6 separate regions of the Mus musculus genome follow, and all the other regions are linked to region 4. Evidence: chromatin loops called from intact Hi-C (ENCODE). Cell type or tissue: gastrocnemius. All regions are shown on one strand. Region 1 overlaps 1110002J07Rik (RIKEN cDNA 1110002J07 gene). Region 2 overlaps Gm40681 (a long non-coding RNA gene). Region 3 has its middle 18 kb from the start of Gm32515. Region 4 holds the start of Egr2 (early growth response 2). Region 5 has its middle 54 kb from the start of Zfp365. Region 6 overlaps Rtkn2 (rhotekin 2).

What was found. Peaks named below come from ENCODE experiments on the same cell type or tissue, not always from the same donor. Only the 100,000 strongest peaks of a DNase experiment are listed, where the experiment ranks them.
Region 1: a loop joins it to region 4, with 3 times the contacts of the local background. A loop is called at or near these places in 4 of 42 quality-filtered maps.
Region 2: a loop joins it to region 4, with 2.4 times the contacts of the local background. A loop is called at or near these places in 8 of 42 quality-filtered maps.
Region 3: it touches region 4 in a loop (2.0-fold over the local background); 14 of 42 quality-filtered maps call a loop at or near these places.
Region 5: it touches region 4 in a loop (8-fold over the local background); 20 of 42 quality-filtered maps call a loop at or near these places.
Region 6: it touches region 4 in a loop (2.7-fold over the local background); 10 of 42 quality-filtered maps call a loop at or near these places.

What each region holds. Positions count from the first base shown.
Region 1 is chr10:66,907,292-66,912,291 of GRCm38, reverse strand. It overlaps 1110002J07Rik (RIKEN cDNA 1110002J07 gene), which reads left to right. Exons shown (of 5, transcript NR_138561.1): 5 at 1-102. Among named protein-coding and RNA genes, the nearest start is that of 1110002J07Rik, 11 kb to the left of the region's middle. In gastrocnemius, a CTCF peak has its summit at 2,893 (motif pointing left); DNase peaks (open chromatin) are centred at 428, 957, 1,878, 2,917 and 1 more place; H3K4me3 peaks cover 272 bases; H3K27ac peaks cover 1,158 bases.
Region 2 is chr10:67,764,208-67,769,207 of GRCm38, reverse strand. The region is part of intron 1 of Gm40681 (a long non-coding RNA gene); the gene reads left to right. Among named protein-coding and RNA genes, the nearest start is that of Gm40681, 12 kb to the left of the region's middle. In gastrocnemius, a CTCF peak has its summit at 2,848 (motif pointing right); a DNase peak (open chromatin) is centred at 2,858.
Region 3 is chr10:67,644,446-67,649,445 of GRCm38, reverse strand. No RefSeq gene overlaps it. Among named protein-coding and RNA genes, the nearest start is that of Gm32515, 18 kb to the left of the region's middle. In gastrocnemius, no CTCF peak of the experiment used is centred here; no DNase peak of the experiment used is centred here; H3K4me3 peaks cover 1,688 bases; H3K27ac peaks cover 2,367 bases.
Region 4 is chr10:67,533,183-67,538,182 of GRCm38, reverse strand. It overlaps Egr2 (early growth response 2), which reads right to left and starts at 2,684. Exons shown (of 4, transcript NM_001373983.1): 1 at 2,653-2,684; 2 at 2,445-2,550. The coding sequence starts at 2,543. It overlaps Gm32255 (a long non-coding RNA gene), which reads left to right and starts at 2,003. Exons shown (of 4, transcript XR_380523.3): 1 at 2,003-2,929. In gastrocnemius, CTCF peaks have their summits at 2,035 and 2,787; DNase peaks (open chromatin) are centred at 1,488, 2,029, 2,718, 3,060 and 3 more places; H3K4me3 peaks cover 2,919 bases; H3K27ac peaks cover 1,999 bases.
Region 5 is chr10:67,856,635-67,861,634 of GRCm38, reverse strand. No RefSeq gene overlaps it. Among named protein-coding and RNA genes, the nearest start is that of Zfp365, 54 kb to the left of the region's middle. In gastrocnemius, a CTCF peak has its summit at 2,551 (motif pointing right); DNase peaks (open chromatin) are centred at 2,554 and 3,917.
Region 6 is chr10:67,982,082-67,987,081 of GRCm38, reverse strand. All of the region lies in intron 1 of Rtkn2 (rhotekin 2), which reads right to left. Among named protein-coding and RNA genes, the nearest start is that of Rtkn2, 5.0 kb to the right of the region's middle. In gastrocnemius, a CTCF peak has its summit at 2,305 (motif pointing right); DNase peaks (open chromatin) are centred at 1,819, 2,302 and 2,672.

The DNA.
Region 1 (5,000 bases), 630 kb after region 4:
GCCACGTACTCAAGTATACAAAAATGCTGCCCAGCACGTGCCGAATAGGGCCAATATGGAGGGTCTGGGTTGAGGTATTAAATAAACTCGTACCAGCCCTTGCCTTTGTATTCTATTTCTTTCTTCCTCTCAGGCTGGAACGGGGGTGGGGGGGTGGGGGGGGGTGCGAGCCACCTTAGTAGTTTCCTAAAGAGTGGTATTCTGGGCCAGGGTGGTAAAGCGCCAACAAGCGTGGGTCCTGGATGACTTGGGGTGCTGGAGCAGGGCAGCATCAGCTTTTCGTGATGATTCATCCATCTTGATTGTCCCTGTGCGGCACCTGGGAAGAGAGATCCTCAGTTGAAGAACTGGCTCCATCTGATCAGCCTGTGCGCTTATCTGTAGAGGCGTTTCCGTGATTGCTAACTGATGTAAGAGGGCCCAGGCCACTGTGGGTGGTGCCATTCCTAGGGGAATGGGCCTGAGCTGTACAGGAAAGACAGCTGACCAGGAGCCTGGGAGCAAGGCGGGTCTCCACAGTCTCTGCTTCAGTTCCTGTTTAAGGTCTTGCCCAGACTTCCCTCAACAAAGAAGTGTGAGCTGGGAGTATAAGCTGAAATAAACTCTTTCCTTCCCCAAGTGTCTTGCGGTCAAGGTGTTTATGTCAGCAACAGGAAAGCAAACTGGACCATAGCCAGACCCCTAATGCCTTGAACTTTTGGGTGGTAGAAGTGAGCACCTTATCTCTGTTTTATTCTGGAAACAGCTGAAACCACTTCCTGTGGGATCCACCCACTTTCTGGGTATTCCCAGCCACACCCTCCCTTGTTTCCCAGGGCCCAGCTTTTCTCTGCATCTCTGGTGTGACTTTCCACGTGCTGGGACAATTCTTCCAGTTTCCTCACTAGCTGCACTGGGAGAGACTTGGGCTCATCTCGTATTTCTGGCTGCATCGTGCCGCCACCATTTGGGGACTTCTGCAGCTCTCTTACAGAGCCATCTGCCCCCACGCTAGGCGGACAGTCTCCAGCTCTGGTAGCTGCTGGACTGAGGAGTCCTCCAGTTTGCAGTTTCCACCTGCAGTGGGGCTGAATATCCTGTTCCAGAAGCCCTTTGTCTACTTGGGCGCTTTAGTATTCCTGTCTCCGAACCCAGCGGTGGGAGACAAGGGGACATTCTCAGAGTCCCTTCTCAGGAGCACACTGGTCACTGACTGCAAGGTAACCATGAATGAACACTATCTTTCTCTGCTTTTTCTTTCAACCCCCCCCCCCTTGGCTTTCTCCAACAGCAAAATGATTTTGAGTTGTTTGGGGGCAGAGTAGGCTGGGAACTTTCTTGAGAAACGTATTATCTTTTTTTTTCATATATAGGTAAGACATTAGCTTTTTTTTTCTTTTAAAGATTTTGGTTTTATATTATTTATATGAACACATTCACATTATAGCTGTCTTCAGACACACCAGAAGAGGACATTGGATGCCGTGACAGATGGATGTGAACCACCGGGTGGTTGCAGGGAGTTGAACTCAGGACCTCTGGCAGAGCAGTCTCTCTAGCCCCTGAAAACTATTATCTTACTGCATAAGTCTAAGCTTCAAACATAGCCGCTCCTTCTCTGTGTCTGTCTCTGACTTGGCTGTAGCAAAGGTCAGGTTCCTTAGGAGGTTCAGTGACAATAACCAGAACACAGTGAATGGATGGCAGTGTGTGCGAATGGTTCAAGGTTTCAGCTGTGCTAATATGGCTGCGTGCTTGTCTCGGGGGAGTTTCCTCAGTCGATAAATAAGAGTGATTTTGCCATGATAGGGGTGAAGGTTCACTGACTTCAGATCCTGAAGGCTGTGTTCTAGTTTATTCTCTGCGAGGGTGTCCTCTCTGTCAACAGTAAGGACCAATTCCTGTTGACCCCGTTTGCCTCTTTATCTGTGGACCTTGGTTCTCTTGGCTGTGGTCCACGCTTCTGTCCTTACTACGTGTTAACATAGTGCAGGGTACCTCAGAGACAAGGACCTTAAAGAAAAAATACTCAATATCGGAAACTTCTGTCGAAACGTTACTACCACTACTCCGTGTATACGAATTCATTTAAAAAACTCATTTATTTCTGATGGTGCTAATGAGATACAGTTCAAGCTAGAAATAGGATTTAAACCTACCCAACCTAGTTCCAAGGCCTGTATGCTTAATTATTAAGCTAGATGACCTCTTATAGTCGGGACTAGTCGGGAGGAAAGAAAGGAGACATGACCTGTAGTTGTAGGTGACCTTTTGTCCTTTGATCAATCTTTAAAAATTGAAATGAATGTGCCTCAAATTAAAGATTATGAATCGGCGGGATGAATGCTTATAAAATGTGATCAATATATTTCTAATTATTAAATTATTATCATTATTACTATATGTGTGAATGTGTATGAGAGAGAGAGAAACATATTTATGGTTTATTTTGTGTGTATGCATGTGTGTGTGTGAGAGAGACAGAGACAGAGACAGAGACAGAGAGAGAGAGAGTGAGTTTTATGTTTATGGTGTATGTGCCAAGGCACGAAAGTGGTCAGAGGACAGCTTTGCTAAGTCGGTTCTCTACTTACACATTTACGTAGGTTCCAGAGATCAAACTCAGGTTGCTAAGCTGTGCAGCAGATGCTCACTGGACCATCTCACACTGGCCCTAGGCTATCAATATTTAAGATAAATAACGAATACATTAGAACTCACCTTTTTTTTTTCCCCCAAAATGACCTTTGGTCCCCAAATCAATCTGTGAAATGTAATTTTAATTCTCGAACAGAAATAGTAATTTAAAATTTAATGTCAACTAAGCAACTAAGACTTTCTTTGGCTTTTATTCAGTGACGCTTCTTGAAAGTACTTCAGCAGGCTAAGTGAATGATCGCACAATACAACTTTATTGCCATCTAGTGGCAATGTGGAGCATTGCAGAAGCGCCTGCAGAAATGCTGAGTTTTGCGCCCCCCCCCCCTCCTCCCCAATTCTTGGCAGCCACCTTCTTTGTCTCTATCAACATTAACCGGTTCTCTCGGGTGGCACCTCTTGACTCCCTTACCAGCCGCTTTGGCTGTACATTATGTTACTAATTTGATTTAGAACAGATTATTTCTTTAGATTTCTCATTTTGAAGGCACCATTTATCTTGAGAGTCCTCTCGGGGAACTTGCAAGACTCCTCATCTAAGAGACAAGTCTCTCAATGTGCAAATGGATGAAAGGTCTGTTGTCTGAGTTCCAGATGATCAATGTGGGAAGACACCCCGTGACATATGATTAAATTATTATGAGATTCTTTAGAGTCAGAGGAAAAAGAAGAATAATATATCAAATATGTCTTAGGTGTTGCTCTGGGGTCACACTGTCTCAGCATGTAGCAGCATGAACAGAAAACGTTTATTGTCTCACACAGTCTATGACTCCAGAGTTTCTAGATTCAAAGCCAGGCTGGGTCACCTGTCCAAAACAGACCCATTAAGAGAGTCAAGCAACATTGAAAAGCTGAGATTTAGTCACTGTGGCCACGTGGGGAAGAGGAACAAGCCAAGAGAAGGCCCACTTGACCTCCAAGCCTGTCTTTGTCCTGATGTGAACTTTAGGTTTAAGTAGAGAAAGCCTTGAGGTATAGGGCTCTCTGGAGTTGGCCTGACGCGTTGTCAGAAGTGTGTGAAATCTCTTCTTGCAGCAGCAAATTCCTCTTCTGGATGTCATAGCAGATTTTAGGTTTTCTCTCCCTCCAACATGGGATTCCTAGGAGTCTCCTGTCTTAATAATTGTCTGATACCAGCCCCTGCTTCCGGGCCAGGTCTCACTCTGTATCTCTGGCTGGTCTAGAACTCTATACATGGCCTAGACTGGCCTTGAAACTCATGCAGATCAACCTGTCTCTCCCTCATGAGTGCCGGAATAAAATGTGTGGGCCAGCACACTCCCGCAAGTGTCTCCCTTTTAAAGAACCATCTATCAGACCAGTTACATGGGGCCCAGGAACCTGGCATGGCTGGGTGTTCTGTCTCAGAGTTCTTCATTCAAGTGTAACATGGGGCTGCATTGTCTCAGAACTCTACAGGGTAGGAGGATGTGTTGCTAGGCTCACATAGAAGGCAGGTTTGGGGGTCTTGTTTGCTGCTGTCTAGATTCTCTGTCTCTCAGCATGTCAGCCCCTTCCTTGGACCCTCCAGAGCAACAGAGATCTGGGCCACTGTGATAAGGAACAACCCCAGGCTTGTCACAGACGGCTCGGTTTTAAGGCTGGTTACTACACCGCTGTCAAGCTTTATCAAACAGTAGCAGTTTGCACTGTTTGACAGCTTCAAGACAGAGGAACTGAAGGGACATGCCTTTCTCTTCAAGGCTTTGTTCAGCCTTGCCATGGCGACTGTCCTTACTCAGTCTTGAGGGTGATCTCTCTGGTTGCTCACATTTACCTGTAATATCACCTGCAGTGTCAGCTGCTTCCAGAACAGATTAATCAGGAGAGGTGCGGGGGGGGGGGGGCGGGGAGGATTGGATCAGTCTGGATAGATAGGAAGCCCTGTTCTGCTTTGTCTGTCTATCTATCTATCTATCTATCTATCTATCTATCTATCATCTATCTATCTATCTATCAATCACCTATCTACTTATGATCTATCACATCTATCATATCTATCTATGTATCACCTATCTATGATCTATCTATCTATCATCATCTATCACCTATCTGTCTATCTACCTATTTATCTATCTATCCACCCATCTGTCTATCATTTATCTGTCTGTTTACCTATTTATCCATCCATCCATCCACATCCATCCTTCCATCCATCCATCCACATCCATCCTTCCACCCATCCATCCACCCATCCACTCATCCATCATCTATTTATCCTATTTATTGCATGGGTATGTGTGATTGTGTCTGTGTCATAGCATGTGGAGGTTGGGTCTCTCCTGCTGCCTTATGGGATCCAGAATCAAATTCAGGTTATCAGGGTTCGACTTAACACCTCTACTCTCTAAGTCTTGTTC
Region 2 (5,000 bases), 230 kb before region 4:
TTTGTGGATTCTCCTATGGTTTTTAGCATAGCCAAGAAACTTTAAATTGTGTTCTTCAGACTCAAAAAGAAATTATTTTATGGGCTGGTGAGATGGCTCAGTGGTTAAGAACACTGGCTATTCTTGCAGAGGTCCTGAGCTCAATTCCCAGCAACCACATGGTGGCTCACAACCATCTATAGGAGGAACTGATGCCCTCTTCAGGCAGGCGGATGTAGCAGCAGAGCTATATATTAAATAAATAAAAAAATTTTTAAAAAGGTTTTAAAAAAGAAGTTATTTTATGAATAAAGGCATGGTCTACAAGAACATGGTACCAACAATAATGAATGTCTCTTTTCTGATTTGACTTTTTCTTTGATCCACATCATCTTGTCTATGCTAAGTCTACTTTCTTTCAAGGTAGAACTTCATTTCAGTAAGCTGTGGACATCATGGGCAATGCAACAGTGATACAACCTACCCCGCTTTCCTTGAAGAGCCTCTCTCCCAATGTTCTCCCCTGGTTCCTTGTTTTTTTTTTTTTTTTTTTTTGATTTTTCTTGTTGTTGTTGTTTTTTTTTCTTAAAAAAATAATCCACGTATTTACTTTATGATAAGATCTTTCTCACCAAAGACGGTATCTTTTTTTTATCTTCTCACTAATATCTCTTTAATACTTGCTTGAGCTAGTGTTTAAATCCCATCACCTGCTGCCTTTTGGAGATGGTAACTATTGATGACGGTTGTGAAATGAGTTACTTACCCTTCAGGTCTCACAAATTGCTCCTTAATTGATCTCCCCTTCTTCTTACCATCACCCCTTCATCTGAACTCCCTGCAATTACTGCCTGAGAAATCCTCGTCTCAATAGGACAAAGAGAAGAAAATGGATATTACCCCAGAGTCTTTTATAGCCTGATCAATCATAGGCTCAATTTAGGATCCTATCTTGTATGAGACTGATTTTCGGGGCCAATTATCTCTACAAACAAAAAAACTAGGACAAGGACATACTAATCTGACATCAGAAGATTGGAACCATTGTTTCCAGTTGTCATTATGGTCAAGGACTGTTTGACCCAAGTCGCTCTTAACTTTGCTTGTAAATTGTCCAGATTTGGAGTGTGAAGAGAAAAGGGTTCCAAGTTTCCAGGCAAGGACAACAAAGGCGCAGTGTTGACCTGCGCTGCGTGTAGACCATAATCTTGTAACCTTAAGATGCACAGCCACCCATCCACCATGTTGGTGTTCTTGCATCCCACCTTGCAATTTCTTTTCAGAAGCACCCCGTCTCACTACCCACAGGTGCAAAGGCTCACACCCACCTCCTGGAAGGCTTTTCTAGTAGAAAAGGCCAAGGTAGAAACATCTCCTTGACATTGTGACCTAACAGAGGAGCAATGTGGAGATCTCAGTTGGTTCTTGACCAGCGTCCTTATGTTTAAAACCATCTTATTCTTCACAGCCTGTGAGCTCGGACACACCTGTCAGCAGCTGACCCATGTCCCTCACAGGCGGTTTGGTCTTTTCCCTCACAAGTGGTCCATTCCTGTTGAATTCTAGTAAGGGGGCTACAGAAGGTGTTTGAGAAGGAGCTACCGAGTGAACTAGTTGACGTGAAGCCTTACTGTAAGACGGAGTGACAACTCCATTGCTAGTGTTTCTGCATGCCGCCAGGATAGCTACACAATCAGAACAGAATCCCTCAGGCCTCTGACCTCAGCTAGGCTAGGCAGCATCTCTACGGAATGTTCAAATTCAGAGCTAGGGACGGCCAGGCTTTTATGTAGAAGGACCTGTGAGAGGAGAGATTTAGCTAAGGTCAGGGACCTTGTTACCCACGTTGAAGGGGAACTAGCTCACTATGGTAGGAAAAGAAATCCATGGAGATATCAGAGACAAGAGTCCAGGTACCATCTAAGCCCCTGGTTCCCGTTGCTCTGGAAGTCTAGAGCCATTCCCCTTCAGCTACTTGACTATTTCTTTGCTTGTATAAAATATTTCCCCCAAACTTCCAGTAAATCCCCCTCCCCTGGCCTTAGCAAACCACCAGTCCTGGCTTTGCTCATCTGTACTCATGAGACCCAGTTACACGTCACCCAGCATCAGCCGGGCCATCCTGACAGATTCTGAGACGAACGATGGCCTGTCACATCTCCAGTTATAGATTCTTCCTCCCTCCTAAGCTGCCCACTGGAATCATGAGCACTAAAGACAAAAGTTACAGGGATTGTTTTGGTCGCAGCACAACTTTTGGGAAGGAAGCTCCCATAATGGTATTTTCTCAATGCTGATCACCTGTCCACTAATAAATCCTTACTGCCTTCCTTCTGCTGGGGACAAAGGACCCTTGAGTGGAAGAAAATGGTCAGAGCCAACCCCAGGGTGCTCCCCGTGCTCCTCCACCCTCTCCACTTCTTTAGCCCCAGACTGTTACTAACCGAAGACATAGACTCCTTTGGTCTTTTATTATAGATTACATATATAATAATGTATACAATATATAATTTATAAGATATATCATATATTATCATATGTAATATAAGATATTATATATACATACATATGTATATGTGTGTATTACACACACACACACACACACACACACACACACACACACACATATATATATATATAAACTTTATAAAATTTGGACTCAGGTAATGACTGACAGGGTTAAAGCTTTCCAGTTCGCTTTCCCCACCTTTCTGGATCATTCCATACACCTGGATATTTTCAGCGTTTAGCCTAGCCAACATGTCTGCTACTGTGAGTGTTTTATTCGGCCTCCTCTCTCTCTAAAGCTTTTGAGTGGATTTCCAATCCCGCCAGAGACCTGGCAGCTCATTACTCCCTTTCTTCCACTAGATGGCGCTAGTCGGCATGCTGCGGGCCTCAATCTACAGCTCTTTCTTGGTTGTGGCACTTGACAACAGACAGTGGGGGTTAGGTGCTCAGGTGAGAGGTTCCCGGGTATCCTGCCTCTTCATTTTTTGACGAAGACTTTGGGCATGAGCTTGGTGTCCTTGTTTATAAACAAAATTAATGGTTCTTTTCCCTAGGAAGGGAGGCGTTCTGCCGGCGGCCGTCAGTTCGGCTTTCTTTGGGTTTGAAGCTTAGAAAGACTGCTTCACAAGACCCATGTGTGGACAGAGGCATTGATGTGAGGGGGTACGACACAGTCTTGGAAGACCAGTAGTGGGTACCCCACTATGCCTCTAGCATCCTTTCCTTAGGATATTTTGCATGATTTTATAGGGTAAAGGGACCTGTTAAAAAATATGTACATTAGCAGAATAACATCCAAAGGCAAGAACAACAGTGTTCTGCTTGTCAGAGACTGTGTTGCATGTAAGCAAAACTGTCAGAAATCAAATCCTCTTTCTTTCTCTACCAAAGCTTTATTATTACTACTATTATCATCATCATCATCATTTTATTGTTTATTGTTATTATTACTACTACTTTTTAGACTATGAGAAAAAATTTAAAAAACAGCACTAAAATACACCACACTCGCTTCCCTTTGTTAAACACAGCGCAGTGAGTTTAATGGAGCTCATTTAATATTTTGTTGTTGTAGTAATACCGGATTATAGCTTTGCTAATTCGATATTCCTGCCTTGACAGATGGCCATGAGCTTCTGTTATCCTGTGTTTCTTCCCAAACATTCTCCACTCGTTTCCATCTTTCCGCTCTGTAATCCGTGACATCTCTTAGGCTAGATACCAGATCTACGGGCTTTCCGGGTGGGCTAACACTGTGGTCAGCCCTTCTGCTGAAATCATGTGTCTCTTGCCTTCTGTGGGATCCTCTACACTCCTCAGTGTCTCAGACCTCAAGGATAGTTTTATCGCCAGTGGTCCAATCAAGGGACTCTAGGCATAGCCACCCAGAACATCTTCTTCCTGTCCATACTCCTTAATGAAGAACAGCTTTATGGCAGAGGCAATCAATAAAGTTAACACGCTAAGGCAAGGAGCGGGTGAAGAAACAGATACAACCCAGAGCTCTAACGATGGTGCTCGTGAAAGACTGGAAGCCAGAGGGGTGAAATGGTAAAACCGGACCCCTTTTCTTTTAGACAGGGCCTCAGCAAGTCAAAGCTAGCCTCTTAGTTTATCTATATCCAAGGATAACCTCAAGCTCCGGATTCTCCTGTCTTATGGCTTTTGAGACTTGACAGTCTCGCACCACCATGTGCAGTGTAGGGCACGCTGGGAATTGAACACAGGACTTCATGCATGCTAGACAAATATTTATCAATCGAGCTACTGTACTCTTGAGAACAGAACCGCAAGTCGAACTATCTTCGACTTGAACATTCACTGGACAGAAAAGGAGAGGCAGTCTTTAGGAGAGTCTGACGTGGGGCTCAAATGGCCTTAGATCAGACTGCTCTCCATCTCTGTTCTCCTCTGGGAAAGCTTTTCTCACTGATCCACTTTGTCATTCCAAACTTCTAGAACTAAGTTGGGACCTTCTGGCTTACAGTTAAGTTGAAAGACAGCTGCTCTTTAAAATAATTCCCACAAAACTGTCAGAATCGACCTTCATTGGAACATAGGCCATGTGGCTTCCAAGAGTCAATTATTGTGACCAGAAACCACAGTCCTGATTCGCAGGTGTAGTTTGCATAGTGTCTCTAGAGCATTGGTTCTCAATCTGTGTGTCGAGACCCCTTGGGGGGTGGGGGTGGAATGACCCTTTTATAGGGATTACCTATGACCATTGGAGAACACACATATTTACATTACAATTCATAACAGCAGCAAAATTACAGTTATAAAGTTGTCGCAAAAAAATAATTTTATGGCTGGGAGGTCACTACAGCATGAGGTGTGCTGTATTAAAGGGTTTTAGCATCAGGAAGGTTGAGAACCACTGCTGGAGTGAATGGACCACATGGCCATGACCACGTGGACTTAGAAGTAATTCTGTCGTCATTCCCCTGAAGGAGTGGGTGGCCGTCTTATGCTTATGTATGGGGAATTGTGTCTGGCGCAGAAAACCAACA
Region 3 (5,000 bases), 110 kb before region 4:
GTTAGGGTTTTACTGCTGTGAACAGACACCATGACCAAGGCAACTCTCATAAGGACAACATTCCATTGGGGCTGGCTTACAGGTTCAGAGACTCAGTCCATTATCATCAAGGTGGGAGCATGGCAGCATCCAGTCAGGCATGGTGCAGGAGGAGCTGAGAGTTCTACATCTTCATCTGCAGGCTGCTAGTAGAATACTGTCTTCCAGGCAGCTAGGGTGAGGGTCTTAAAGCCCACACCCACAGTGCCACACCCACTCCGACAAGGCCACACCTTCTAATATGCAGATCCCTAGGCCGAGCCTATACAAATCATCACACATGCTATAGTAAATTGTCGCTAGGAGGCTCCTTATTCCCCATTTGCCATCTATGGTCAACAAGGACCTCTGCATGTTCCAGGCACTTTCAATCTTCAAGATGGCAGACTAGTATAGAACACAGAAGTAACCAGGCATTGCCAGCCACTGTGAGTTCAGAAGGTAGTGAACCTGCAGGCTGTCAGAGCACGCCCAGAACGGAAGCACAGGGGAACCCTTAAAGGAGGTCTTAGTTCAAGGACAATCAATGCTAAGAAGGTGTCTAAAAATTGGCTCTTTACTGCTGAACTTTATGCTAGGCAGGAACCTAGCCTTCAACCACACCATGTGGACCAGAAATAAAAGCAGTTCTTCCTCAAATGTTTTCTTCCCTGAGCTGGGCTCACATGAGAGCATCTAGCTGAGAATCCAAAATTCAGAAGAATTTTTTTTTAAATGTGTGCTTGGACTTGATACATCTCCGATAGAGATTAGATTAGCAATTGTTTCTCTTAATAACCAGCACTTCCTCTCGAAACAGTGCCCAAAGCAACCAAAAAAAAAAAAAAAACCTCCTCTAATTTCATGAAACTTGTCATTTCCTTTCCCCTCCAAGACCCCATTTTCCTTCCTTCCCCTGGGCCTCATTGAGATTTTTTTTTTTTTTTTTTTTTTTTTTTTTTTTTTTTTGCCTGACTGTAATGCTTTAGCGTTTGAAATACTACTCCGCCTTGGCAACCGATACAATAAGAGTTTCCATTTGGGAGGCGGGGCAGTTTGGTGATGCTGAGAGTTTTGATCCCAGCCAAGGTCCCACGCAAGGTCAGAGACAGCAGGGCTGAGATTAGACGCCTCGCCCCAGGAGCCTCAGCATGAGACCCACAGCAGTTTTCCTGTCATCTTCTGAATTTGGAACGGCCTCCCACCCACACAAGCCTTCTCCAGCGCTTCCTTCCCTTTCCCTAACTCCGTTCAATCACCCAGGGTCTACACTGACTCCAGGGTCTGCCTGTGGTTTTGACCAATTCTGCATGCACGCTACTCTGGAAAACCATGAAAGTGGGAAGAGCCTCCTCGCTCGCTCACCTACTCCAAGCTGAACTTGATTGCCCTGATCCGAGTGAAGGACCCAACAAAGGAAAAGACAAAGGGCTGAAGCAAGATGCTCTCCGCAGTATTGTTTGCCTTGAATGTTGGGGCATGTACATAAACCCCTCCCTCTCTCATCTATTTCCCACCAGGTTGACGCTCATGCCAATCAAATGTTGATCCTTCCCTGGTCATCCTGGGAACTGTTGGGGGGGGCGGTGCGGGGGTAACCTTATGTTCCTAAGTTCTCTAAAGCACAAGTATTCCTCCCCCAAGCAGGCAGTATAATTAGCAACCAAAAAACACTGCTCCACTTCAGGCTACCGTCTCATTTAAGGTGGGCTATTAACTTTTCAGAGGGCGTGAAAAGCTACCTCGCCATTTAAAATAGAGCAAAATGCGGAGGACTCTGCATTTAAACTTCTAAAACAGCGGCAAGCACCCACCACCACCCACAGATCTAGCAATTGAGGTTTTCCTTTCTCTTTCTTTTCTTTCTTTCTTACCCCCCTCCCACCCCCCACCCCAACCCCCGGCTTGGCCTATTATTTATTTAGAATCGGAACCAATTCCTTACAGGAGAATGCAGCCATCCAAGCTGACATCTGGAAGCATCTAGAAGGAAGCAGAACAGTAACCAACACTGAGGTAGGCAGACTTGCAAAGTCATTAACACTCATCTACCCAGAATCCCCTGCTTCTCCCCACTTTGCTTAGACCTGGCTCGGAAGAGAAACACCCCGTTTAGAGGTAGGGGCGAACCAAAGCAGAAACAAAAACAAATTCAGATTCCTTCCGCCTAGAGGGTTCCTTGCCACTGGACTCTGAGCCCTGGACTCTCTGTTAGCCACAGAAATTGATTTGAAGCTGTCATTGTGACTTAGCATTTGGTCTGTCTTACCTATATGGAGATCTTGGGGTGGGGCTTGGAAGGGGGAGGTGTAACGTGTAATTGGGAGAAAAGGACAACTGTGTCAATCCTTTCAAAAGAAAAAAACAATTGAATTTAAAAATTAAAATAAAATTAAGTTGAAAAAGAAATTAGCTCTGAAAGAAATCCCCCCCCCCCCCCCGAAGAGTGAGCTTGCTGCGTGTCAATTAGGGAGCCTGTACTCCGGGTAGCTTTGCTGCTTCCGAGCCAAATCCTCAGCCTCCCACACAGATCTGTGAAATCAATTGTCTTCCCCAAACATGTGGTAACCACGGCGAAGTGAAATGACTAAAACTTCTCTCAAAGATGACATCGCTCCTCTGGTCTTCTTTCCTGGGGCCCAGAAGGGACCTGATGGGGGGCAGGGGCTCCTCCTGAGGAGTGAGGATTTTTTTTTTAAACAGTAAGTTTCAGACTTTTGGTTTAACCTAGTTATTTGGGGGATGAAGAGAGTGAAGGGGGTGGGGTTGGGAGACAAAAGGCAATCAAGTGAGGATTGTCATTGCTGACATACTGACACCTGCATGTCAATGCCAAGGTGGGGGGCTTCGAGGGCTCCCCTGGGATTCCCCACATGATCCCTCCATGTGTTTCTCCCATCACCCCACCATGGGGCAAGACTACCACGGAGGGTGGAGTGGCTGGCATACTGAACCTGCCATCCTGTGACATTTCCCTGGAGAAGACAGTTCAAATCCAGTCCCAACAATGCCCAGAAGACAGGGGAAGGCCATCAGTCTCCATTAGGGAGACAGGGTTATTCTCCCATATTATCACCCTGTCATGTCCCCTTCAGTCTCCAAAAGGCATGGCTGTCTCATACATCATCATCAGCATGTTCCCCTCACAAAGATGGAGAACCCTACGGAGGGCTCCTTTCTGCCCAAGTCCCTCCAGAGATAGCCAAGGGCCTTCCCCTTGTCTGAAAGGATGCTAGACTGCCAACAGAGACATCTGCATCCTAATTAAAGGCTAGGCTTTGAAGAGTGCCAAGGAGGGACCTGACCTCCAGTTTGCAAATCAGAAGTTTAAACAAACTTCCACAGCCTCCACAGTTCGGGTGAGCACCCCTGTGGGGCCAAGATGGGGGGAGGGGAGAGAAAAAGCCCAGATCCAGTTCTTGGGAATCCAGCTATGCTTAAGCTTGGCACGTACACAGTCCTGTCACTGGAAAGTGACACACTATTTATAGCACTTATATTTAATTAAGTCACAGATAATAATTTTTACTTAATTCTTCCACCAGAGTCACTTTATATTTTAAAAGACATTTTTTTCCCGGAGACAAATTTGAGGCTCAGAAAAGCAGTTATGATGAGAAGAGATAGATTTTGTCTGATCACAGACCTTGAATGGGTGACTGTGCTGTGTTAGCTGAAGGGATAAGGAACATTCTAGAATACTGGTATATGTCCTAGATGACAACGGTCGGAGTTGCCACCCACTGAAACTATGTGTCTTACCTTGTTCCGTGCATTTCTGCTCTGTATGTATTCTCAGTTAATTAACAGAGGGAACATGACTCTGAGAGACAGGCGTTATCTACATTTCCTAGTTAGGCTTGCTTATTAGAACTTGGGGGAACTATATAATTCACTAAGTCCTCAGTGGGTAAACGGTAGTCAGAATGCAGTCTTCAGGACTTGGGTGTCCACACATAGTGAATTAATTTAGGTGTCCTTATACACAGCAACTCCAAATCCAAATATTTTTGTGCAGCAGGCTAGATGGGCCCAGTAGGAAAAGCTAGCCAAGCTGTATGGTACATGCCTCTAATCCCAGCATCTGGCAAGCAGAGGCCGACAGATCTCTGAGTTCGAAGCCAACCCAGTCTACAGAGCAAGTTCCAGGACAGCCAAGGCTACGTAGAGAAAGTCTGATTCTTAAAAGAAAAAAAGAAAAGAAAAGGAAAAGGCTATGCACTGACCACCGTGGGCTTCTCACCAGTGTGGGTCTGGATGAATCAGTTGAAAATGAGCTCCCATGGGACCTCTCAAAGGTACAGACTTGTCAAATGAAGCACTATGATAGGAAAAAAGTGAGGACAAGCCATGTCGTCCTCAGTTAACCAACAGGGGCACAGATTCCACTCTTGAGTCAGCCTGGGAGCCACCAGCACTTGCTGTCCTGTGAACACTGGCACACCAGTATGTGGTACCCTGGGCTTCCTGCATGCCAGTAGGGAGAGAAGGATAACCCACCTTTTTGCCCTTTCTCTATTTTTTGTTTGTTGGTTTGTTGTTTGTTTTGTTTTGTTGTTTTTTTTAATGTGGGCAGTAGCATTGTCTTAAGGCTCTAGCTATTCGACTGGGTGCCTCTATTGTTTGGAATGTGACCCACAGGGTTAGGGAAGGGCTTCTGCCATGTCCCAAGTTAAGGTGGCAGCCACAGAAATGCAGAAACAAAGCAAATAGTTCTGGGGTTCTCTGATGATGTCCTGACCCCAGCTATCTCTTTTCTCTCTGTGTAAAGAACCCTGGTTACTTGTAGCTACCACTCCTCTTCACAGTCAAACGCTTTGTTAAACTCAGAAATGATAACTCTTTTTCCTTAGCTGGTGGGAGAGGCTGATGCAGAGTCTCATGTTCTGACTTATCTGTGATGGTTGGTTAGTGGCCTGTGGGGGTGGGGAGGGAAAAAGCTTTGGAAAGGTTCCTGTGTAAACAAACAAAGTAACAAGATA
Region 4 (5,000 bases):
ACCTGGAGCGCCAGAGAAGCCGTTTTTTTTGGAGAGGGGTTGAACTGAGCCTAGGATGGTATCTCCTTTTGCCCTCCACACTTAGAAAAGACCACCACAACACATCCACACACACCAAAAAAAAGAAAAAAATTAACAGAAATAAAACTAGCAACCAAGTTGTTGGCTTCTTAAAGAAAAAAAAAAGTCTATCCGTCACTGACTCTCTCCTGCCTGTGATCCGGCTGTTGGGGAGCCAGGAGTTGCTGGTGTAGTGTTATTATAACAGTCAGTGTGTCCCCTCGCCCAGCTATTAATCAATCGCTGCTCTCTCAGACGGAAAGTGTTAGGCTCGGAGTATTTATGGGCAGGTCTTCAATACCCGTGACGTCGCTGCCCATATATGGACTGAGGAACAGGGCTGGGCCTGGCAGCTTTTGCCGTCACATGGCCAATTTGCATACGGGCTTGGCTGCGCGGGCTCCGCTGAGCTCGCCAGGAACGATTTGCAGCCGGTGGACAACCACCCGGGTCTGGGGCTCTCGGCCCCTGCCTGCAGCGGGGACTCCGGACTGCAGAGTTCAGCGGGAAGAAGGCGCGAGCACCGACCCTAGCGCGGCCGCCGTGAGTTCACCCACGGCGGCCGCGCTGGTAGCTCTGTCTCTTGGGGCGGGGAGGAATTCCGGTTCTCCGAGACTTTCCAAAAAAGGAGAAGATCCGGTAGTGGCGGCTCCGCCTCCCCGGCCCTTGTTTGGGAGCCATTCCGGAAAATTAAACTTCGGAAAGAAAACCGAGCGCTGCCGAGACACTACAGTCAAACCCCTCCTTCACTTTCTTGGCAGCTCAAAACCGCAAGCAAAAGAAAAAAAGAGAGAGAGAGACAGAGAAAAAAAGAGAGAGAGAAAAAAATTACCCGCACTCACGGAAGCTGACTGCCTTTTTCTGAATTACACGGTGGAAAGTAGTGTCTGGTGATAAGAGTAAATGCGGTCTTGCTTTTTTGGAAAGTCTGTGCTATTTATACAGGAGTGAAAACGGAACAGGTCTGGGCTGTTTGTTTGTTTAAGTATTTTTAGGTAACTTGAGGGTAGGGGTTAGGGTAGAGAATGGAGCAGAAGGGCTGCGGGAGCTTCGGGGAGAAAGATCCTCGGCCGGAGGCGCCCCCTCCCTCTGCCCGCGCTCTCCCCGCCCCCTCCCCTCCAGCTGCTGCTCAGAGCGGGCGCCCTTCCCGGCGTGTCTGGGCGGTCCGCTGCGTGGGGGCGACCAGATGGAGGCTTGGACACTCACCCTGCCCGATGCGCATACACACACACACACACACACACACACACACACACACACACCACGCTCGCTCCACTTCCGCTACACACTCTCCCTCCTCCGCTGCCCTCTTACAAACCCACTCAACACACCTTACGCTACACACTACACACCTCCTCCCTCTTGACAGCGCGCGTGTGTGCGCCTGCCTGCCTGGCGACAGTCAGGATATCCTAGGAAGACACTGCCTTCATCTTCACAACTCACCAACCCCCCGCACCCCCCCCACGGGGAGGGGTGCATCCTACCACCCGCGCCTAAGGTCTACCCCAGGAATAGCCCCCCCCCCACGCCCTTGCTTAGAGCTTCCTCTGCGCTGAGTGACAACAAATGGCACAGTTTCTGGTAGCCATGGCCCCCACACGTGTTTTCCCCGGCAAATAAATAAGTCAATAAATAAACAAGCCCTTCCAGGAGAAAGCTTCCTGCTAAATGACCAAAAACTTTTAAGAGAGCTAAAACTGCTGGCCCTCCGGACACTCGGTTCCCACCTTCCCCACGCGCCCAGCCCTCTTCCGATGCGCTCTGGCTACTGCAGGGTACCCAAGCCCGAGGCTCCGGGATCTACGTAGCCTGGGATAGCAGACGCAAGCTGGGAAACTGCCCTGCCCTTCTCAGCTTCAAAGTCCCGCAGAAAAGGGATTCAGACCGGGCTAGGCTGTTCTCTTTCTTGACCCACGCTACCCGGAGCAGCGAGGATCCCCAGCGGGCAGGAGCCACGGCGCCACGCCGTGGAGGGAGCGCGGCGCTGCAGGCGCTCTCCCGCCCATCACCTGCGATGCCCGCGGCCGCAGCGCGCCGGCTCCTGCCCTATTGGAGTACGGTGGTCAGGGGAGCCCCAGTGCCACCAGGAGCCGGCTTGTCGCCGCTCTCTGAGCAGCGCTGTTCTCCTCGTGCCAACCGTGAAAGTTGTTCTCCCGGGAATGGTCCTCGCCATTACTTCAAACGCCCAAAAGCATTATCTGGGAAAGTTTCTCGATCGTGCTCTGCGCGCGATCTCCTTTCCAATTGGGGATCAAATTCAAAGGGGACAGGAGAGAACGCTCAGCGAAACCTCTGTGGGTATCCCACCCTCTTAAAAACCCTGCAAAGCCCTGTTTCGAAGGGAGAGGGGGGAGAAAAGGAAGAAATAGTGGTGCTCTTACCACGTGCGCCAGCCCGCTCCGCCTGCGCTCCGGCCAGTCCCGCGGCCCCCGCGCTGACCACAGGCAAGACGACGCCTCGGTGGGGAGCCCGACTCTCATCTCCAGCCTGGGTAGGGAAGAAATGGGGGGTCGGGTTATGCAAATAGAGGTCCCGGCGGTGGGACTCAGGTTACGGGTCCCCCACCAGCCCCAGAGGTGAAGCACCCACCCGCGCGGGAGGCGCGGGCCCTGGCGACTGCTGGCGCTTCGCTGCCGTCGGTGCACGTGGGCGGGAGGATTGCAGCAGCCGCCCCTCTCCCCCGCGCTGTCGCCAACCCCGCAGGCTGCCGCCTCGCGCCGCCCCGAGGGGGAGCTCCCGGGCGGCGGAGAGAATGGGGAGCAGGGAAGCCAGCCCAGGGCAAGACGCCCGATGATGGTAGAACTGACTGGAGCGCGGGAAGCTGGCGGATTGCCGCTACCAACCTTCGCAGAGGAGGACAGTGGGGGTAAGAGAAGTGGTTCCATACCATCAAGGAGTCTAGAAAGGGGGAGAGGGGTGGGGGGGAACCCTGTGGAAGCTGAGCCTTCCAAGAACTCTCTCACCTACCCTTAAGAGCTTCGCTGGACCCAGCTATGGCTAAACATGGGGGAGGGGAGGCAGGTGCTAATAGAGGCTAGCTGCCCCGAGGCAGGCCAGGCTCTGAAGGATGCCCGGGGCCAGTCCCTCTCTCAGCCTTTCCAGAACATCGGAGGAGAACCAGTCTTTGATAGCCTTACTTACCCCCCCATACCCCACTTTCTTCCTCCCCCCTTTAAAAAAAAAGTACAAACCTTTAAATGTAGTCAGCGTAGATAATGGAACAAAATCAAGAGCACATATTTCAAGCCAGCCCCAGCGAGCTTAGACAGATAAGTTCAGGAAAGCTAAAAGAACTTGCCTAAAGTCTCGCAGCTGGTGATTGGTGGTCCAGTTCAAATCTGCTGCCCGGTCTTCAGGATCCAAGTCCCTTGCCCTGGTCACTATGCGGGGTGCTCAGAAAGCCTGGCTCACCCCATTAGGGAAGAACACGCCGACTTCATCAATTTCATCTTGCTTTGGCATTTCAGAGGAAAGTGAAGCTGAGGTGGTAGTAGAGGGTGGCTACAAGGCAAGAGAGAGGGGGCTGTTACAGACAGACCCCTTCAGGGAGAGGGAGAATTCCAATGTAGCGACTCTGCAGACCTGTTCCAGGGAAGGAATGACCAAGCATATTAATGCTGCTGTCTTAAGAGAACCCAACCCCATGGTATCCTTCCTGGAGGCAAGGAGGGGTAAGAGGAAGGCAGGGGGTGTGATTCTGTTCTACGGAGAGGAAGAACCCTGAGATGTGGGAGTGGAATACCAAGGTGAGACCAGGATTCCCTACTTTGGAGCATTTGAACTGTTAGTGTTTAGATAAAAATGCAACAAACAAATGACGAGAGAGAGAGAGAGAGAGAGAGAGAGAGAGAGAGAGAGAGAGAGAGAGAGTTGTCACTACATGTGAATAAGACACTCCAAAAGATATCAAGTCAGGAACAATTTGCTGCCAGACTCATTTGCTTTTTCCAGAGGAGGTCAAAAAAAACCCAGGAGATTCCTTTGATGCAGGCTGCCTGGGATGAGGGTAAAGTAGCACTGTGGGCAGTTGGGAGATGGCTAGAAGGTCCTAAGGAATGCCTTGTCAGGGTGGTTTTGGACTTTCTTTCGGTCGGTCTCGTAGCTGTTCTACAAAGTGTGTTAACAGGATGATGGTTACTCAAGAGACACGTCAAATGATTTACCACATGCATTTTGATGTGCCAAGAAACGTGTTTGGATATCTTCACATGTGATGTCATTTTCCTCCCACCTGCGACTGCTGGTGGAGAATGGGAGATGCAGCCAAGGTTAGCATCCCCCTTAACCATAGACGCAAGCAAGGACCAGATCTGCAATTCTGATGGCACAAAGCACGTGGCCTTTAAAAACCAGACAAATGCTAACTGACAAATAGCTCCCCACACCTAGTATCTCAGGACAAACTTGAGGACCTATGGGTTTTAGCTGAGCTCATGCTATGCCTGACAGAGCTGTGGAGCCAAAGTTAATGACATCCCAGTGGCATAGATAATATGGACAAGACCCTTAGGACCATATTTCAGAGATGTATCAGTACTGGTTCAAGCAGTGGATGGGCAGAGTCTTAAAACTATTTCTTGATGATCAACCGTGATTCCAGCATGTGCTACACTCTGAGGGATATGATGGTACCTAGACCCAGGTCCAGCTCCGAATCCCACCGAGTTTGTCCAGCACATCACTCAAAGGCACCATCACGGTGGCTGTGTTTGCTCCCAACAAAACAAAATATCCAGCTGAGGACCTCACCTGTCACAGATCTGAAGGACATGCAAGGATTGGGGGTGGGGGGGTATGATCTCTGGAAAGAAGGTTTCGGGGAGAATGTAGGTATAGGACGGGCCTTGGGGCAGGAGAAAGCAAGGTACATTTGTGAAGAGAAAGTCCAGTGTGGGTAGAGATTTCCAGATCATCTTCCATGCCTGGCATTGGGGCCA
Region 5 (5,000 bases), 320 kb before region 4:
CCTTCCCTGCTGGGACAAGTAACAGTTAAAGTTAGCTAGGACATATGGGCTCTGGGCACCCAAGCTCAGGTCCCCATAACTGAGCATTAGGCAGTTTACTTATGGAACCCAGAGTCCCATTCTTCATATTTAGGAGGAAAAACAACAGACACAAATGGCGATTGTTGAAATTTAATTCCACAAGAAAGTTAAATGGCGTGTCCAGATTATTGGTAATAATACATAAAAATGTTAATTAGTAAGGACAATTTTGATGACCTATAAGACCTTAGTCATTCACGGTGTCACTTCAGTACTTCAAGGCAAAAAGGATTTTCACAAAGAAATTAGTGTTTGGTAGGAGATTAGCATTCCTTGAATCTCTTTCCAGGCCTTCAATGATCCACACCGTTGCCATGACTAATACCCTGACTATCGTGACCCAGACCCAATTAGCTGGCAAAGCAAATGCTAAAGAGAGAGCCAACTAGGAGTTGGTGAGATCTCGTTTCAGAGTTGGTAACTTTGTGTCAAGAATCTCATTTCTGTCGGCAGGCTTATCTGTAACATGGTCAGGAGAGTCACACCCACAGTTCTACACAAGGTGTATAATTAGCCCTTAAAAGATGACATGGGTGAGCACATGGCATTGCAAAGGGGTCCGGCACACAGGGAAACCTCTTCCTGGAAGCCTCTTACTCCATTGCTCCATTGCTCCATTGCTGTTAGCTCTCAGAGCAGGAGAGCCGAATGCTGCAGGTACCTGCACAGGTGAGAAAACACCATCTCTGCTCTCGGTGATGTCAAAAGTTGTTCCTATTTACATCTTTCTACAATCTGTACCCATAGGGGAAAACTTGAGTATACATCGGGTTTGGGGGTGGAGCAAGATAGATAGAGATAAGGAAATATGGCTGAGGTCATTTTACAACTGATAAATTATGAAGAGCAGTTCCGCTGAATATAACTACTTTAAAATACATTTGTTTAATCTATTTATTAGAGACAATGTTTCGCCTAGCCGAGGCCCTGGGTTTACTATGTAATTGAGGCTGCCCTTGAGTGGGCCTGTGCAGCTGTGTGTATGAGCACAGATCCTGCCCTTTTGCTGCTCCCTGTCAAGTGCTGGGACTGCAGATGTGCACCTCTGTACCAAATATTAGGAGGTGCTGAGGATAAAGCCCATGCCAGGTGGACACTCTCCTCCACAAGCCCCATCCCCTGCCCCTACATTTCTTTCTTTCTTTAATTGTTTGGAGACAGGGTCTCACACTGTACTCTAAGCTGAACTGGGACTCACTTACATGGCCCACACTGGCCTCAAAGTTCTATCTATCCCCCTGCCTCAGCCTCAAAGCATAAGGCACCAAGCTCAATTGCTTTAGGAAGCAGCTTGTTGACTTTATCTTAAAGAGTTGAGCTACGACACCCTGCTTTTCTTGCCCTCTGTAAATCCTCTTCCTGGCATAAAGTAAATGTGAAAATGTAAACAGAAAATTTGGTTCTTCTAAAGGAGACCCATGCTACCTTCTTCCTTTTGGGGGCGGGGTGGGTTTGGGGTTTTGGCTTTTCAAGTATGGGGCAGAGTTCTTTATGTAGCCCTGGCTGTCCTAGACTCGATCTGTAGACCAGGCTGGCTTCAAACTCACAGAGATCCACCTGCCTCTTCCTCCTGAGTGCTGAGGTTGAAGATATGTGCCACCCCACCTTCCTTTTGCTTTTAAGTAAAGGATTCTGGGAACAGTTGTGGTGACAGACACATATCAAGAGGGAGTTATTTTGCTCTAACTGTATATTATAGAAAGTTAACAGGTTGCCATATTACCCAAGGATAACTCGTAAATCATTTTCTTCTAAATTTGCATACTTATGTGCCAATGTATATGTGCTAATATGCATGTATTTATGTTTGATGTATGGATTGGTGTAGATTGGTGTTAGTATGGTACATATGTTAGCATATATGTTAGTGTATGTGTGTACTAGTATGTATGTTTCTTGGTGTGTGGTTAGTACACAGTAGTATATTGGTATCCAAGTATTTGTTATTGTGTCTGTTAGTATATTTTTGCCTTTGTGCTACTGTGTGTCTGTGCATGTATGGGTGTGTTGTGCATGTTAATATGCATATGTATTAATAAGTGATTAGTATGCATGTTAGTGTTATATGTGTGGGCATGTTAGTGTTATTATGTATATTAGCATGTTTTTAATTAATGAGTGTATTTGTGTGTATGTTAGTGTGTGAACAGGTGTTGTATGTTAGCATGTGTTAGTATGGGTGTGTTCTTTGAATTTTAGTATGTGTGTTCCTTCTTGTTAGTATGTTCCTATGTGTGTTCATGTGTATGTGTTAGTATGGGCTTGTTCGATGTTAGTATGTGGTTAGATTACGACGTGTGCATTTGTGGGTATTTGTAGGCTAGCATTCATCATGTGTGTTTGTTAGTATGTACATGTAGCAGCGTGTTCTGTGCACAGCTTGTGGGATTAGGAGCCATAGAAAGCTTATATAGCACTTGACTTTGCTTACTTTGGAAATGCCCTCAATGCAGAGCCGTGGTAAGTCTCCTTTTCACCACTAGAGGGCGTGGGCCGACAATGAATCGGCTCAAGCAATTTCATCTCTCCTGGCTACTTCCATTGATGCACTTTGAATGAGCTTGAACAGCCATGTTCCCGCTTCTTACAGCTCATGCCATTTACTTAATGCTTTTATTATTTTTGCCATTGATAAGTTCATCTACTGTCCTGAAACCTGAGTATGTTTTATCCAACTCAATATAGATATTACAGTGGATCGAAAACGGTGTCTCATTTTGAATTTTGACCCTTCAGAACTCTGTCCTGTGTTGTTAGAAAAGTGCTCTCTGTCTCTCTGTCTCTGTCTCCCTTTTGTGTCCCCCACCAAAAGGAATTCTTGTAACTAAACTCATTGACTGATCTAGAGGACAGTGGAATCCAGATGGGGACCTGAAGAGACCTGGCTCCGTCGCACAGAATGCACATCCACCAGAGGTGACCTTCAGCTACCTTCAGTGATGGTGATGATCTCCACGGACATGTTCTCAGAGGGCAGACATCTTCCTTTTCGTGTGTCTACCTGTCAGTTAAGCGTCTCGCACAGACTGTATACACGACTCATAAATACGAGGGAGGAGAGAGGAAGCAGGAAGCAGGAAGCAGGAAGTCGGAAGTCGGAAGTCGGGAAGTACACCCAGCTTCTCCACAGTTAGGATGCAGAGAATTGTGGATCCCTTGGGATAGAAACGTTGCTTTACTCATGGATACTAGGGATTCTAAGCGTGGACTGAAGCTTGCACAAGGATAAGACCTCTGCTAAAACCAGGTTCCCAGTCCCTGCTCCAAGACGATGAGTCTGAACCTTTTCAAGTGCCCAGGAATCCACAGTTCTATATACTTCTGAACTTCTGCCTTGTACCTTGCAAAGCCTACATTTCATATATGTTAGGTGGAAAATAATATCCGTGATTCAGTCTCTGACATCATGCCTTTTTACGCAAACACATTTCTTTGAGGAAACAAGCTGTTTCACTTTAATAAAAAGAAAAAATAATCTTAAGTAGGGAAAATATTTTCTTGGATAATAAAGAAGACAAACCTTTTAAAAACTGACTGGTATCAAGTAACTAAACAGAAACCAAGACTAATGTTTATCCTAAAAGGTTTGGGTACTTAGACACAAAGGCAAATCAGTTCGGGTTCCAACCCTTGGAGTATCTCTGGCTACTTTTCTCTGATGCTCTCTGTGTATGCCCCTTCCCAAGACCTTGGCATCATGGATTGTTTTACAAGTTAATAAAGATTTAGCTGGCTTTCTACACTTGCATGTCCCTTGTCTTCTCTGGGCACAGATTGCTCCCAGAGTCTCTTCTTGGCAGGAACCTGGCTCCTTTGACACAAAGGCAAGGCTGAGTCGTCTCATACTGGCAGCAGCCCCAATTCCATGAAGAAATGTGCTCGCCTTTTTTGCAGAGATCAGCTAGGCTGTGTCCGACCCTCTGTGGCAAAGGCAGACTGACTCTGTACTGGGACACAGATGGATTCTCTGTGTAGGAAGGAGGAAAACGCTGGCTACAGTAACTAGAGTTGGACGAACATCTTACCAGCATGCTATACCTAGGAAGTGATCTGTTTGGCTGCAAGAAGCTCAAGAATTTGCACAACACCATTGAATAGTCTGACCTCATCATAGCAAACACAGCAAATCAGACTTATCTCTGTTTTCCCAACAAGCAAGCCAGTTGCTCCCTCGGCACCCAACACGTCATACCCCTCACAACTTGTGCACACCGGCTCAAAGCTCTGCCCCAGAGAGAATTCCTCCATCTCCTTGACACCTGGGATAGCTAATCTCTATTGTCAATGGGATGACATCTCGAAGCACCTGGCAGACAAAACCTTAGACACATCTGTGAGGGATTTTCTATATCAGGTTAACTGGGGTGGAAGGATCCGCCCACCGTGGGTGGCATCATTCCATAGGTCTGCGTCCTGGATTACATACAAAGGAGAAAGCCAGCATTCATCACTCTCTTCCTTATGACTGTGGATGCCTCCGGCTTCTGCCACATACCTTTTCCATCCGGATGAACTACATCTTGGAACTATGCGCCAAAATAAACCCTCCCTTCCTTAAGTTGCTTTACTCGGGATGTTCTGTCCCAGCAATGGGAAAAGTAACAAAGACACCACCCATAGGGAAAATTGTTCTTGTTGTAATCATTGAGCTGTGCTCATTGCTCTGCTTACTCTGTCTTATACCATCATGACGACAACTCCAATAAGAAGGTACTGCTACTAATACTGCTTCGTTTCATTCCATATCCATTGTGATTTCTTTGCTCCCACATTGTCCAAGTTCTCTGACTTTGTGTGTTTGTTGTTATCTAAATCACACACACACATACACACACACACACACACACACACACACACACACACACACATACACACACACACACATATACTTTAAGTAGCCAAACCAGTAGAGAAGTTGG
Region 6 (5,000 bases), 450 kb before region 4:
AAAAGGAAAAGAAACAAAGATGAGAAGAACATCTTGCTACCATAACCTCCGTTAGCTTAACAGAGCTCTCAAAATCCATATTTGACCCTTGAGTGGGCCCTTATTTGGATACAGAATTTCCCGTGTTATTAATTACAATGGGGTCACAATGGAGTAGAATGGGTCTCAAATTTTAATAAGGCCAGGAAGAGACACAGACCCACAGAGAGAGAGAAGGCTACAAAAATACACAGACCCACAGAGAGGCCACGAAAAGACACAGAAACACAGAGGCCACATAAAGATAACGGACACATACAGAGAGGCCACATATAGATGTAGACCCAAAGGGGCTACAAGAAGACTCACAAACAGGACTGGTCATATGAACACACACACAAGACACACAAACACACAGAGAGATACAGAGTTAGAGACAGAGACAGAGAGACAGAGACAGAGCCCTATGACGACAGATACACGAGGAGGCCATGTGAAGACAGAGATGGAACACAACAGGTTGATCCCAGTAGCCAGAGCCTAAAGGGGTCATGGAAGGGGTGTTCCTGAGGGCCTGCAGAGGTGGGGGTGGGGTACTGTCAATCTCTGGAACTGGGGGTGGGGAGGGGATTTGTGGGTCATTTGTTAGACAGCCTTAAGAAATACAGAATAAGCAGCGGGTGAATAAGAATGACGACTCAGCAATTAAGAACAGAATACTTGATGCTCATCTAGTGGACCAGGGTTCGGGCCCCAGCGCGTACATCCAGCAGTTCAAAATTGCATGTAATATCAGTTCCAGGGGACCCAGGACCCTCTTTTTCTACACATGTGCATATAACCCCCACCCCCACCCCGGCTGCCACCACCACCTTAACAACTGTAAGCAGCACACTACACACATGCACAGATCATGAGAGCCACAGGTGGCTCTGATATGCCTGGAAATCGCCAGAGGCCTCAGCTGCCGGGACAGAGACTCATCTCTGGCCATGTTTATTTTGGAGTCACCAAGAAATTTCTTTGTAGCTTAGTTCTGGGTCTTGGTCTTTTTCTATTTAGTGACTGCATGATGGCCTCACTCAATATACAAGTCTCATTCGTACCATTAAAAGTCTACACACCAGATGCAAAGTCCTCTGTTCACTCCCAGAAACTTTGTAAACATTAGAAGCCACAGAGGCCTCTTTATGAACGGGCACAGAACCCACGCGTGTCTATTTCTAAGCGACAATCCTGGCTTCAGAGGTTTAAAAACAAAATACAAAAAACAAAAAAAAACCTATTACTTTTTCTTTGTACCGAAATTCAATTTAAAAATGTGGATAGGATCTAATAAGTGTCAAGGATTAAAAGGACAATCATTTCAAAAGGAAGAGAAGAGGGTTAGGAGAGTTGAGAGTCTATGGCGGTTACCCCCGAAAGCAAAATGTTAGATGGTTTGACTTGACTCTCCAAGCCTAATCGGCTGAGCTATTCACATGAGAGAACAGATCTGTTTAATTACCTTCTGTTACCACAACATGGAATCGTCACAGGCTAACCTTGTCATGTAGTATGTGCTGACTCAAGCTGGGGTACTCTACCAACGCTGTCCCTTGCTGCACTCCTTTCTTTGACCATGACTGCCTTCCACCAACTCCGACGTCATCTATGGATGACTTGCAAGCCCCAATGTCGTTTCTCCTTTCACATCATCAGCAATCAGTTCTAAGAACCATCTACGTGACCCACATGTCTACAGTGATAGACGGTAGACGGCGGCAGGCTGGTTAGCGCTGGTAAGTGCACACCGGGAGCGACTGGAAGCTGGGATGAGCCGCTTTACCCCACAGAGCCAATATAAATAAATGCCATCTGGTGCCTCGGAGTTCAGCTTTGCCTTTTAAACGAAGCAACGAGACAGCTGATTGAGCTGGCGCAGAGGTTCTGAAAAGCTGGCTACATCCGAGAACCAACTGAGGCACACGGAAAGAACCTTATTAAAGTTCCTGACCCATCCAATTAGGTCTTTGGAGACGGGAAGAGCATTTTTTTAAACGGTCTTCTAATGTGGGGTGGAGACCCCTTTGGGGGTCACATATCAGGTATTTTGTTCATTTTTTTTATACCAATTCATAACGGTAGCCAAATGACAGTTCTGAAGTAGCAACAAAATTATTTTACACTGGGGGGGGGTTGTCATCTCAATGTGAGGCACTGTATTAAAGCGTCGCAGCGTTAGGAAGGTTGAGAACCACCACTCTAGCGTTCAAAATAGCAGGTGGACTGCTACTGTGGACAGTGAAATCCAAAGATTTAAGGTTGCAATAACCTGAAGTAACCAGCAGGGGGCCACGGCCACACTACACATTAGCCTGGGCTTCAGGGCCTCCATCTATCTGGGAAGTGCATTTTCTTCCCCAGCTGAAAAAGACTTCGGTGATTACAGAGGATTGGGAAATGGAAGGGATAAGAACCTCAAAGTCTTAAATCAAAACAAACAAAAGCTTACGCATGAGACTAAGTTAACGTCCCTTAAGGAAATAAGGCATATGCAGAAGCTATTTCTAGAATTCCACCCTTTACTGCGAGAGTTAGTGAACTGTGGTCTGGTCCATGTGTGATTTTGTAAATAAAGTTGTCCTGAATCACACCAGCTCGTAAAAAAAGCCGGATTGAATCACAACTAGCTCATACTGGCTCTGGCTGCTTTCCAGCCACAGTGGCAGAGTTGAGAAACTTAAAAGATAGTGGCCTCTTACCCACTTCAGCTTAGATGCGCTATAGACTAGGATCCTGACTCCTTTGTCAAAGCTAGTCGAGCAAGTGAGAGAGGGCTGAGGCTGCAGGGTGAACTGCCTACTAAGCGCTACATCTGCATTGTCTTTGAATACATTCAGTTAACAGTGTCCACTGCTGCCGAAAGCTTATGCTGACCACACAACCTGTCGGCACACATCCACCCTGCCCGGGAGAAGAAAACCTCTGACCAGCAAAACTAAGCAGCCTTAGGCAAGGAACTGTTTAAAGAGCAAGAGAATTAGTCTTTACTTAGTAGGTGTGCATGGTACTGCTGGGGAGAAGTTGCTGTCTCGGGCCATCCAGTGTGAATAAGGATCTGGAAAGGAGGGGGCGCCCGCTGGGCATGCAGTCATGTTGACTGGCCTCCAAGAGGACTGAAGAGCTAAAATCATTACTGTTACAGCCCAGACCACAGAGCACAGCCAGGCAGAGTTAAGGATGACTGTGGCCAATAAGAAAAGCTGCCCCGCATGCATCCTGCTGCACCATTGAAGAACGAGTCCCCAGAGTGAGTGGGTTAGCAATCTCCTTTCTCGGGGTTCCATCAGGTCAAACAGAAACCTGTGTCACTGTCCTGGTATGGTTAATAGTAAAAGTTAAGAGCTAAGACGGAGCCGGGCAGTGATGGTGCATGCCTTTAATCCCAGCACTTGGGAGGCAGAGGCAAGCGGATTTCTGAGTTCGAGGCTAGTCTGGTCTACAAAGTGAGTTCCAGGACAACCAGGGCTATACAGAGAAACCCTGTCTCGAAAAACCAAAAAAAAAAAAAAAAAAAAAAAAAAAAGACAGAATGGACGGAACAAAGCTAAAAACAGAATAGCTGGACCCTTTAAAAGTAGGAGATAGGGGCTGGACAGACAGCTCAGTGGGAATACTTGCTGTTCTTCCATTGAATATGAGTTCAGTTTCCAGCACCCACAGCATGCAGCTCACAAACAACTATGAGTCCTGCTCCAGGGGACCCAACGCCTTCTCCTGGTACCCCACACTCATGTACACACCCATATAAATACATAAATAAAAATAAATGTTTAAGATAAGTAAGAGTAGAAATGGGGAGTTGGGGAGATGCTCACTGTGCAAGCACAAGGACCTGAGTGTCCACAGAAAAGCAGGCACCGTGGCGTCTGGGCTGTAACCTCAGGGCTGGGGAGGTGAAGGCAGACAGACCCTGGGGGGTACTGGCAGTCAGTCTAGCAAATATGGAAAGCTGCAGGTTCAAAAAGAAATACTGTCTGTCTGTCTGTCTGTCTCTCTCACTCTCTCTCTCTCTCACCTTTAATCTCAGCACAGGGGTGGCAGAGGCAGGCAGATCTCTGTGACTCCATACCAGCCTCCTCTAGTTCCTGAGTTCCAGGCCAGCCAGGGGCTACACAGCAAGACCTTGTCTCCAAAAAACAAACAAACAAACAAAGTGGAAAACAATAAAGGAATAAACGAAGCTGCCCTCTGCCCTCCCTACGTACGTGCCCAGATGAGAATAACTCTGCACACGCCTGCATCTGCATACAGAAGAGGCTTTAGAGCTGGGTATAGTTCAGCAGTGCAAGGCTTCTCTAAAAGGCGGGGGGGGGGGAAGGGGGCTGGATTTTATCTCGAATGCCACAAAAAGGTAAAACTTACAAAGCTGGCAATCTAGGATATGGAAGAGAGACATTTGGACAGTTTTAAGATCCAGAACTGCACAAAAAGGCAGAGAATGGGCCTCACTGCCCATCCTGAGAGGTGACTTTTACAGTTGCAAGCAGGGATGGGGGCTTGGTGAAACAAGACAGAAGCCATACTGTAAGTAATTCTGACCAAAACTACTACTCACCTAGCAACTGTAACTATGACATGTTGGTAAAAAGACCAGGGGTAGGCGAAGAAAATGAAAGGCTGTTTATATACAGTATGTTTGCTTCTAGAATATTTAATTAAATGATTATTGTTGTTGTTATTATCGTGTGTGCCTGTGTGTATGTGTAAGGTGTGTGTACACAAGTACAGGCTGTGTGTGTGAGTGCATGTATGTATGCACACAGATAGTTGCCATACCATGGTATTTATGTAGTAGTCAGACAGCAACTTTGAGGCGTGGTGTCCCCTCTCTCCAGCTCAGGTCCCCACCATGTGAAGCAAGCGTGTTTACCTCAGGAGCTATCTCACCAGCCCCAATCTCCATCTCTTAAACAATATCCCATGAACTGAAGAAAAAAAAAATTAACACTAACCATTCTAGGAAACTGAAGTGCAGA